3 separate regions of the Homo sapiens genome follow, and regions 2 and 3 are each linked to region 1. The links are chromatin contacts, found by Hi-C or POLR2A ChIA-PET in ENCODE. All regions are on one chromosome and are shown on one strand. Each heading gives the region's core, a stretch centred on a gene start or an enhancer-like site at or near the end of the contact. The rest is flanking DNA. Distances are from core to core; before and after follow the strand shown.

Evidence for each region. Hi-C counts contacts between places; a loop is a spot of excess contacts on that map. ChIA-PET counts read pairs that join two places held with the same protein, here RNA polymerase II (POLR2A). Pooled maps may share reads with other maps.
Region 2: a map of ascending aorta shows a loop between it and region 1 (3-fold over the local background). The contact joins two enhancer-like sites. A Hi-C loop is called at or near these places in 10 of 168 maps with a recorded cell type or tissue (CD8-positive, alpha-beta T cell, Right ventricle myocardium inferior, aorta and 6 more) and 6 of 50 pooled maps. POLR2A ChIA-PET finds 5 or more read pairs at or near these places in 2 of 52 experiments (H1 and naive thymus-derived CD4-positive, alpha-beta T cell).
Region 3: a loop to region 1 is called in a map of colonic mucosa, with 2.6 times the contacts of the local background. The contact joins two enhancer-like sites. A Hi-C loop is called at or near these places in 2 of 168 maps with a recorded cell type or tissue (colonic mucosa and heart left ventricle) and 2 of 50 pooled maps. POLR2A ChIA-PET finds 5 or more read pairs at or near these places in 2 of 52 experiments (both activated T-cell).

The regions. Positions count from the first base shown.
Region 1 is chr18:58,910,643-58,913,342 of GRCh38, forward strand. The region is part of intron 2 of ZNF532 (zinc finger protein 532); the gene reads left to right. Among named protein-coding and RNA genes, the nearest start is that of ZNF532, 47 kb to the left of the region's middle. Within about 2 kb of position 1,322, at least 9 of the 41 ENCODE cell types and tissues checked have a DNase peak (open chromatin) inside an H3K27ac peak, as active enhancers do; they include ascending aorta, where a contact is called at or near this core.
Region 2 is chr18:58,990,160-58,992,859 of GRCh38, forward strand. No RefSeq gene overlaps it. Among named protein-coding and RNA genes, the nearest start is that of ZNF532, 130 kb to the left of the region's middle. Within about 2 kb of position 1,397, at least 9 of the 41 ENCODE cell types and tissues checked have a DNase peak (open chromatin) inside an H3K27ac peak, as active enhancers do; they include ascending aorta, where a contact is called at or near this core.
Region 3 is chr18:58,804,658-58,807,357 of GRCh38, forward strand. It overlaps the pseudogene RNU6-219P. Among named protein-coding and RNA genes, the nearest start is that of LINC01926, 7.9 kb to the right of the region's middle. RefSeq lists enhancers at 1-2,700, 2,510-2,579, 2,590-2,700. Within about 2 kb of position 1,339, at least 2 of the 41 ENCODE cell types and tissues checked have a DNase peak (open chromatin) inside an H3K27ac peak, as active enhancers do.

The DNA.
Region 1 (2,700 bases), core at 72-2,571:
TTGTAGTAGAGAGAGAGAGAGGGGGTTTCATCATGTTGGCCAGGCTGGTCTCAAACTCCTGGTCTCAAGTGATCCACCCGCCTCAGCCTCCCAAAGTGCTGGGATTACGAGCATGAGCCGCCGCACCTGGCCTGAAATTCTCAAGGGTTTGACAGATGCACAGAAACATGTCTCCACTACCACATTTGTGATACAGAACTATTCCATGAGCCCTAAAATTCTCTCCTTCAGCCTGGTTTGTTTTTTTTTTTTAAGAGACAGGGTCTTACTCTGTTGCCTAAGCTAGATTGCAGTGGCGTGATTGTAGCTCACTGTAGCCTCGACTTACTGGGCTCAACCAATCATCCTGCCTTGGCCTCCCAAAGTGTTGGAATCACAGTCATGAGCTACCACGCCCAGCCCTGCCTGGATTTCAATGGTGGTTTTGAGAGAGTGGATTGTCAGAGTGCTGGGGAGATACTGGGAGGAGCAGGATATGTCCCAGTACTGGAGAACTTGAGCCATGAAGGCTGCGTGGCAAGAGGACAGAGCACCAAGGGTTCCAGGGTAAGGCTGGAGGAGATCTCTCTATGCCACTAGGCAAATGGGATAGGAATTACCCAAAATAGAAGGGACAGACCAAGCTCACTGTGGAGGATCGGCTTGGCAAAGCCAGCATGAAGGTACAGGCAAGATTTGAAGGAATGAAGCTGTGGGAGACCTCTTGACTGGTGACTATGATTTTTTAAGTTAACCTCAGAAAGAAAAGGGGGGATGGAGTTTAGAAGAGGGAGAGATTAGTAACATCTGCAGGCCACAGCCTTAGGCCAGGCAGGGTTGCTCAAGCCTTTAATCCCAGCACTTGGGAGGGGAGGCTGGAGGATCACTCGAGGCCAGTTTGAGACCAGTCTGGGTGAGAGCAAGACCCCATTTCTACAGCAAATAAGAATTAGCTGAGTGTGGCGGTGCTTGTAAGGATCACTTGAGCCCAGAAGTTCGAGGCTGCAGTGAGCTATGATCATGGCACTGCACTCCAGCCTGGACAGCAGAGCCAGGTCCTGTGTCAAAGGAAAGAAAAGAAGCAGCCCTTGTCTCTTGGCAGGATGGGAGTTAATAAGGAAAAACAAAATTGCAGTGCTAAATGACGCTGAGGACCTGCTGTGGAGGGCTACAGGCACGCCCTCAATTTCCCTGGAGCTTCTCTCCTGGAAAAAGCAAAGGAGCTCTCACTGTAGCTGAGCTTTCGTTTTGACCCAGAAGAGTTTGGAGTTGGGGAGTGAGCTTTCTTAGAGAGCTGTGATGTGAGAAGTAGGCCGAGTGGGGGAGGTTGAGCTTTCAGAGAAGGCTGAGGTTTGTAGGGACAGGGACTTTCCCTTAGTTGCTCCTGATGTGCGAGGTGGGGAATGGATGGGGGCGGGGAGCCTACTTTTATAACCTTGAGGGAGGAGTGTGGAATAACTGCAGCAAAGGGCTGGGGCTGGCTTCACTCCTCTATTTCCCAAGGTCGTGACCTGGTTCGTGGCATTAGTATGTGACTCCTGTGTTGATATTTCCAGAAGCAGTTTGAATTTCAGATCAGGAAATCTGTTATATTTCAGATCAGGAATATCAAGTGTTAGCTGAAGAAGAAAACATACTACCTTGAGCAAAGTATTTGTATATCCATGATTGGTATCATCAGGTTTAAGGAAACCAGTAAATAACTATTTTGGATAGTAGCAACTATATTTGCTAATTTCTTGTTAACTCATACAGAATTAACAAAACATACATTTGTTCTTTGACTGTGCGTATAAACTGTATTTGTACGCTATGTGTTACCCTGGTGTAGGCTGCTTAGAAAATGAAGCTCTTGTGCTGAGAGGGGGCAGAGTGTGATCAGGGTGCCCAGCAGTGCTGACAGGTCAGAGGGTCCAGGCGACTTGTTGGTGTCCCATTGTGTCAGCTTTCTTCCCTGTGGCCGGGGAGGAACCTTTAGACCTGCAAGGTGCTCTGGGCTGGCTGTCTCGACTTAATCAGGGTCTGATTAGTGTGAAGGCTAAAGGTAAAATGAAACTTTTCTGTGGCATTTGTCACTGGCATGGGACCTTCAGATGGCAAGTAATTAAGAGATTCCATAGCTTTTTTCATAACTGCTTATTTTTCTTTTCCACATTTTTTCATGTGTGTGTCTGCGTGTATGCTATTTTTTTGAAATCTGAGAATCTGCCATTTTTGGGGCCCAGTCTCTCCCACCCCTGCCTGCACTTCCTAGAGAGAGGCAGTGAACCATGGCAGCTGCTCCAGAGGCGCGGCTGATCAAATTTTTTAAAAAAACTTGGCCCCCAAACTGACCCATGTCCCCAGCTGGTTTAGGAAGAGTGAAGAAGCATGAGGTCGACCTGCGTAGCTGAACCGATTTGGTGTTTGGAATGGAAATGCAGTGAGAAAATAGGTTTCCCTGATATGCAGTCGAGATTGAAGTGGGATAAAAGCGGCAGAAGATCAGTTGGAAGAGAAGAGAGAAGGTTTTTTTTCTTTTCTTTGGTGGAAGAGATACAATGTGCAGAGCCTTGGAAATTCTAAAGATGTAAGAGATTGGTGATGGAGGCAGAGCTAAGGTTTGCATAATGATAATGGGAAGAGCAAGAATTTGAATGTAGGCAGCCAAGAGAAGTCAATCCCTGTGTTTCTTGAAGATGTATAAAAACTGGGGATGCTAGCTAGATTCATTTTCTAAGA
Region 2 (2,700 bases), core at 147-2,646, 80 kb after region 1:
AAATCTTGGAAAATTCACAAATAAGTAGAAATTAAACAACATGGGTCAAAGAAGAAATAAAAAAGAAAATCAAAAAAATCTTGAGACAAATAGCAACTATGTACCAAACACCTATGGGATGCAGCAGAAGCCATTCCAAGAGGGAAATTTATAGCAAGAAATGCCCATATTTCTGTGAAAAGTCTCTCTTCATGCTACTAGAAGTTTCTGGAGTAGCCAGTTGTCATTCTATAGTCACTGTTACCCCCAATCAACCCATTCTGAACAGCCCAGCCTCAGTTCACATGGTTTGAGTATAAGGCTGAATTTGAGACTAGGCTACTCTCAGTCTTTTCAGAGTATTTTCTTTTCACATCCATTTTTTCTTCACAGTCCCAATGGATTTTGAATGTTTTAGTAACGATTCAATACATTGGATAAAACTTTAATGATCTTAGCCTACATTTTTCTAGGCATTTGCTCATTTATATTTGCTGCCTTCTTTGGAAATCTAGATTTGGGGGTACCCTAGATCCTGTTTCAATTAAGGTCCCAGCAGAATGCAGTGCAGCACACTGCAAAAGGTTTAACTTTCAAGAAATTAAGGAAGGGACTATACACAGAGCTGTGTGCTGGAACAAGGCCTGAGAAGCCTGAGTAGGGGTGGAAGCTGGAGCTGTGGGAAAAGGGCACTCAGGAAGAGCCACTGCCAGAGCCACAGTGAAGCCAGGAAGGTGTGGGGAGCGGAATCACCAGGAGGCCCTCTCATCACACTCAAAGATTTCCTGCCCGCACCTCCCACCTGCCAAAGCTAAATACAAGCTAGATGACAAGGCAGCCACAGTAATAGTCTATAGATGTCCGTGTGTTGGGCACAAAACAGGACAAAGAAGGGTGGATGAAGGATCTGGGTTTCCGAGTGGGAGGTTATAATGATCACTGACACGTGGCATGCACTTTCAGGAGTGCGTGTTCTATGCCTGTTTTGTCAACATGCATTTTGTCCCCTACAGGCAGGCTCTCCAATGGAATACGGTACTTCAGATTCTACATTTACCCTTTCTAATTACCTTGCCAGGTTTCTCCTGGAATTATACCTTTTCCCTAGTGGTTATTTTTATGCAAGGAAACAGAATCACATTTCCCAGAAGATATTCCTTACCAGTTTCTAAATTCAATTTATGAGGTTAGTTCTGACTCATCACGTAGCGCTATTTATAATGTTTCCCAGTATTTAAGGGAACTGATTATTAAATTTGCTGTGCTATTTTATTGCAAGCTGCTTTATCCTTGAGCTTTTCTTATAGTTAGAACTGTACATTACATGACCATGGCAGATCTATTTGCAAATACAATCCTTGGCAAGACCATGTTTTCACCCGGGGGAGTTCTATAATTAGAGTCCACCATAGCACACCTCCAAGTCCAACTCAGTTCCAGAAAGTGTGGGTTTCGCCCCTGAGTCCATGAGTCATTTCCTGACCTTCAGGTCATGTCATGCTTAATTGGATTGGTTATTTTTGGAGAACAAATGCTATTTGTTTTTTAAAAAAGAACAAGGTAGGCACAGGTCCGCTGATCAGAGAGGATGGTGTGATGTTGACAAGAGTTAACGGGAAGTAGAGCAACATCTTCCACCCTTTCCAAGGTGGAAACAGATGCATCTGTAAGCAGGAGTAATGAATGTCTCTACTTTGCCAGTTCAGCACCTGAACTTCCCTTTCCAGTGTTGGGGGTACCTGCCATTGTATGAATCTTGGCAAGAGATAGATCTTACCTCCCACTGCAGAATCCAGAAGGTCACTCACCCTGACTCCCAGCAGCCTAACTTCAGGCACGGGATGACCAAAACTATGCTCCTGCTCGACTCTTCAGTAGGTGATACAAAGGAGCGGGCCAGTTCAACACCATTTGTCTGGTGGCGTGATGGCAGCATAGTGGCAATGGCCGTGGTGACTCTGAATTGAGAGTAGACTTGTGAACTGTTTGTCAAGGTGAGGGAAGTCAGTTTGTCTTTAAGGAACTACTGAATGTCTTGGACACAAGCAGTGCCAACATCATGGGGAGAACCTAAAGTTTAGACTCTTGGTTCCCTCTGAATAAGACACCAGCTAAACAACATGCCAGTCTCTGTTGTTTCAGAAGAGACCAAAATAAATGGAAGCGAGTGCCTTTCAATTGCTATAAGACCAGCCCCGGAAGACCTCCCTGCTCCCGTCACCATATCTAACCTCACCTCCTATCACTTCCCCCTACTCCCATGTCACTCCTTTTCGTTCCTATCCACGATTCATATTCCTGTTACAGGACCTTGGCACATGCTCTTCCTTCTCGTGGAATGCTCTTTCCCCAGTTCTCATGAGGGTTTTTCACATGTTTCACATCCGGTCCATGCAGAAGTCCCCCGCCTGGAGAGCCTTCCCCAATTCCCTTACTGAAATGTGCCCACCCCACTGAGCACACACCTGCTTTGCCACTCTCCATCTCCGCTTCCCATTATTTTTCTCCCTGGCACTTATCACTGCCTGACATGATATGCTTATGTGCTAAGTGTCTGCCATCCCCTGGAAGAATGTTCTAAGATTTTCCATGAACTCTCTGCTTGCTTTCTAATCTGAAACTGCCATTTCCTCTCATTGCAAGAGGCATTCTTCCTTTTGCGGCCTGAGAGCAGTGGGTATTAGTTATATTTTCCCCTTTGATCCTTATTCTGGACAGTCA
Region 3 (2,700 bases), core at 89-2,588, 110 kb before region 1:
GAACCCGAGAGGTGGAGGTTGCGGTGAGACGAGATCACACCACTGCACTCCAGCCTGGGCAACAACAGCGAAACTCCGACTCAAAAAAAAAAAATTATATTTTGTTTGTTGGACCAGAGATCTCCCTGCTCTTGGATCTGGTGTCCTTACCCATTAGTGCATACCCTCCCCTGTACCCACAGCTTCCTTCCTTCTCTCTGCAGCTCCCAAAAGCCTTTCTTCTTCTCTAACTACAGGTGTGAGAACCTCCACTCCCCACCCCAGATGCCCCTATTTCAGTGTCTTGCCACAGGTCTCTCTTGCTAACTCTGTATGTCAAATGCCTGGCACATGGCAGCCATCAGTTTCTATCCTCAAATTGACTAAATGATTGAATGTATGAATGAATTGGTGAGTTGAGTCATCTATTACTCTATCAGCACCATGGGACTGCCTCTCTGTTTATAGGATCGTTCATTCATGTATCCCTAGGAATACAAAGATAAATGTGAATAGGATAAACATTTTTCCTAGACTGTTGAAGAATTTGTGCTCAGTATAAGATCTGGGGCATTTCATACCTTTGGGTTAAGTTTTCTGAGCCCAAAAATGTCTTTAAAAATCAACTTCTGTGCTTACTTTGGCAGCACATATACCAAAATTGGAACAATATGGAGAAGATTCACATGGCCCCTTTGTAAGGATGACATGCAAATTCATGAAGCATCCCATAGTTTAAAATAGTAAAATAAATCAACTTCTAGAAGCACAAGCTACTGTCAAATTTAATCATTATGACTCCAGGTCTGCCAATCCAAAGAGTGATCGAATTTCTTTCTTTTGTGAAATACAGCATTCTCTTTGTTTTTCACTAAAAGAGACACTTAAATTTGCTTCCCACCAGGTCTGAAGCTGGTGCCTAATGTGGCTGAAAATGTTATTGAGCCCAGTGAGGAAATCCAATGCCCTCGGGCTGCCGGGCTGAATGGCAGCCCTGTTTCCAAGGGCATCCTCCTTTGTCTGCCTGGAGTCTCAAATGACATGTTTGGACACAAAGCCTCTTAGGTAGAAATTACTACATTAGCAGACATTCCTAATTTGCAGCTAGGTTTATTATTTCAAAGTCTTTTATCACGATTAGACTTCAATGAGGTTTTACAGCTGTGCAGCAACCCTCATTTGGAAATATGTTTTATTATGCTGTTTATTAGTTTTTCTCGTTTATCTTTCTTTTTTAAGGTCTCCTCTTTGAAAGACAGCCATCTGCGTTGAAATTTTCCAGGGAGGATTTTACTCTCTTCCCATCAAGGTCATTTTGTAACCTCTCTGAGATACTTATCGTTATGAGTTTAAAACCTTTCTATGTGAAGACAGCAGAGAGGAGATTGCTGACGGGGCCTAGGAAAGTCAGAGTCCTTGTGGAACTGGGGGAAAGAGAGGCCATTTTCCTAACGACTATTATTCTGAGGCTGGAGATTAAGTAGCTCCTTATACAGGCTGCTTTAGGCCAAGGAACTCTGGAGCATAGGAATCATAGGAGAGCAGGTGTGTTTCCCCCACTCACTAACTGCATTGATTATATTTTATAATGATTATGATTGTGGTTATGATTTGTTTTTAAACTGAGTTTCGCTCTTGTTGCCTGGGCTGGAGTGCAATGGCACAGTCTCGGCTCACTGCAACCTCCGCCCCCTGGGTTCAAGCAATTCTCCTGCCTCTGCCTCTTGAGTAGCTGGGATTACAGGCGTGCGCCACCACGCCCAGCTAAACCCCACATAGAGACGGGATTTCTCCATGTTGGTCAGGCTGGTCTCGAACTCCCAACCTCAGGTGTTCCACCCGCCTCGGCCTCCCAAAGTGCTGGGATCACAGGCATACCTGGCCAATTTTATTATTTTCTTTTTTTTCTCTCTCTCTATTTTCTCTTTCTCTCTTTCTCTCTCTCTTTCTTTTTTTTTTTTTTTTTTTTTGACAGAGTCTTGCTTTGTCACCCAGGCTGGAGTGCAGCGGCCCAATCTCAGCTCACTGCAAGCTCTGCCTCCTGGGTTCACGCCATTCTCCTGCCTCAGCCTCCCGAGTAGCTGGGACTACAGGCACCTGCCACCATGCCTGGCTAATTTTTTCGTATTTTTAGTAGAGACGGGGTTTCACCGTGTTAGCCAGGATGGTCTCGATCTCCTGACCTTGTGATCCGCCCACCTCGGCCTCCCAAAATGCTGGGATTACAGGCGTGAGCCACCGCACCCGGCCTCTCTATTTTCTATATTCTTGATGCTCTGGTATCTGGGGGCTCGCTGACTTGGAAGAGACTGCCCTTCCCAGGGTTAGCCAATTTTTAGAGAGAGCAAACTCGTCCCCTGGTAGTGGGCCTTTCGTATGCAAACTAACGGATCCAGATCCCATACTCCAAGCCACCTTCTTTACCTGGCTCTTACACTCCAGGAGGCAAAATTCTTTTGCCCCAATCATCCCACGGCCAGATACTAGATGACTCGAGACACCCTCTAAGCCCCAGAGCCTGCAGAAATTATTCCAACTGGCCAATCCTAAACCTGCCTACTCTGTTGACCCTGCCGTGCCCAACCCCTCCTGTGAAAACCACAGTAAAGTTTCTCACCCTCGCTTTCCCCTGGCCCTTTCTGCCTCCTGACCCACCTGGTGTTACCCGATAGGATCCTGAATGCTGGGCCGAGGCTCCTGTTTCTAAGGAACTCTGAGTAT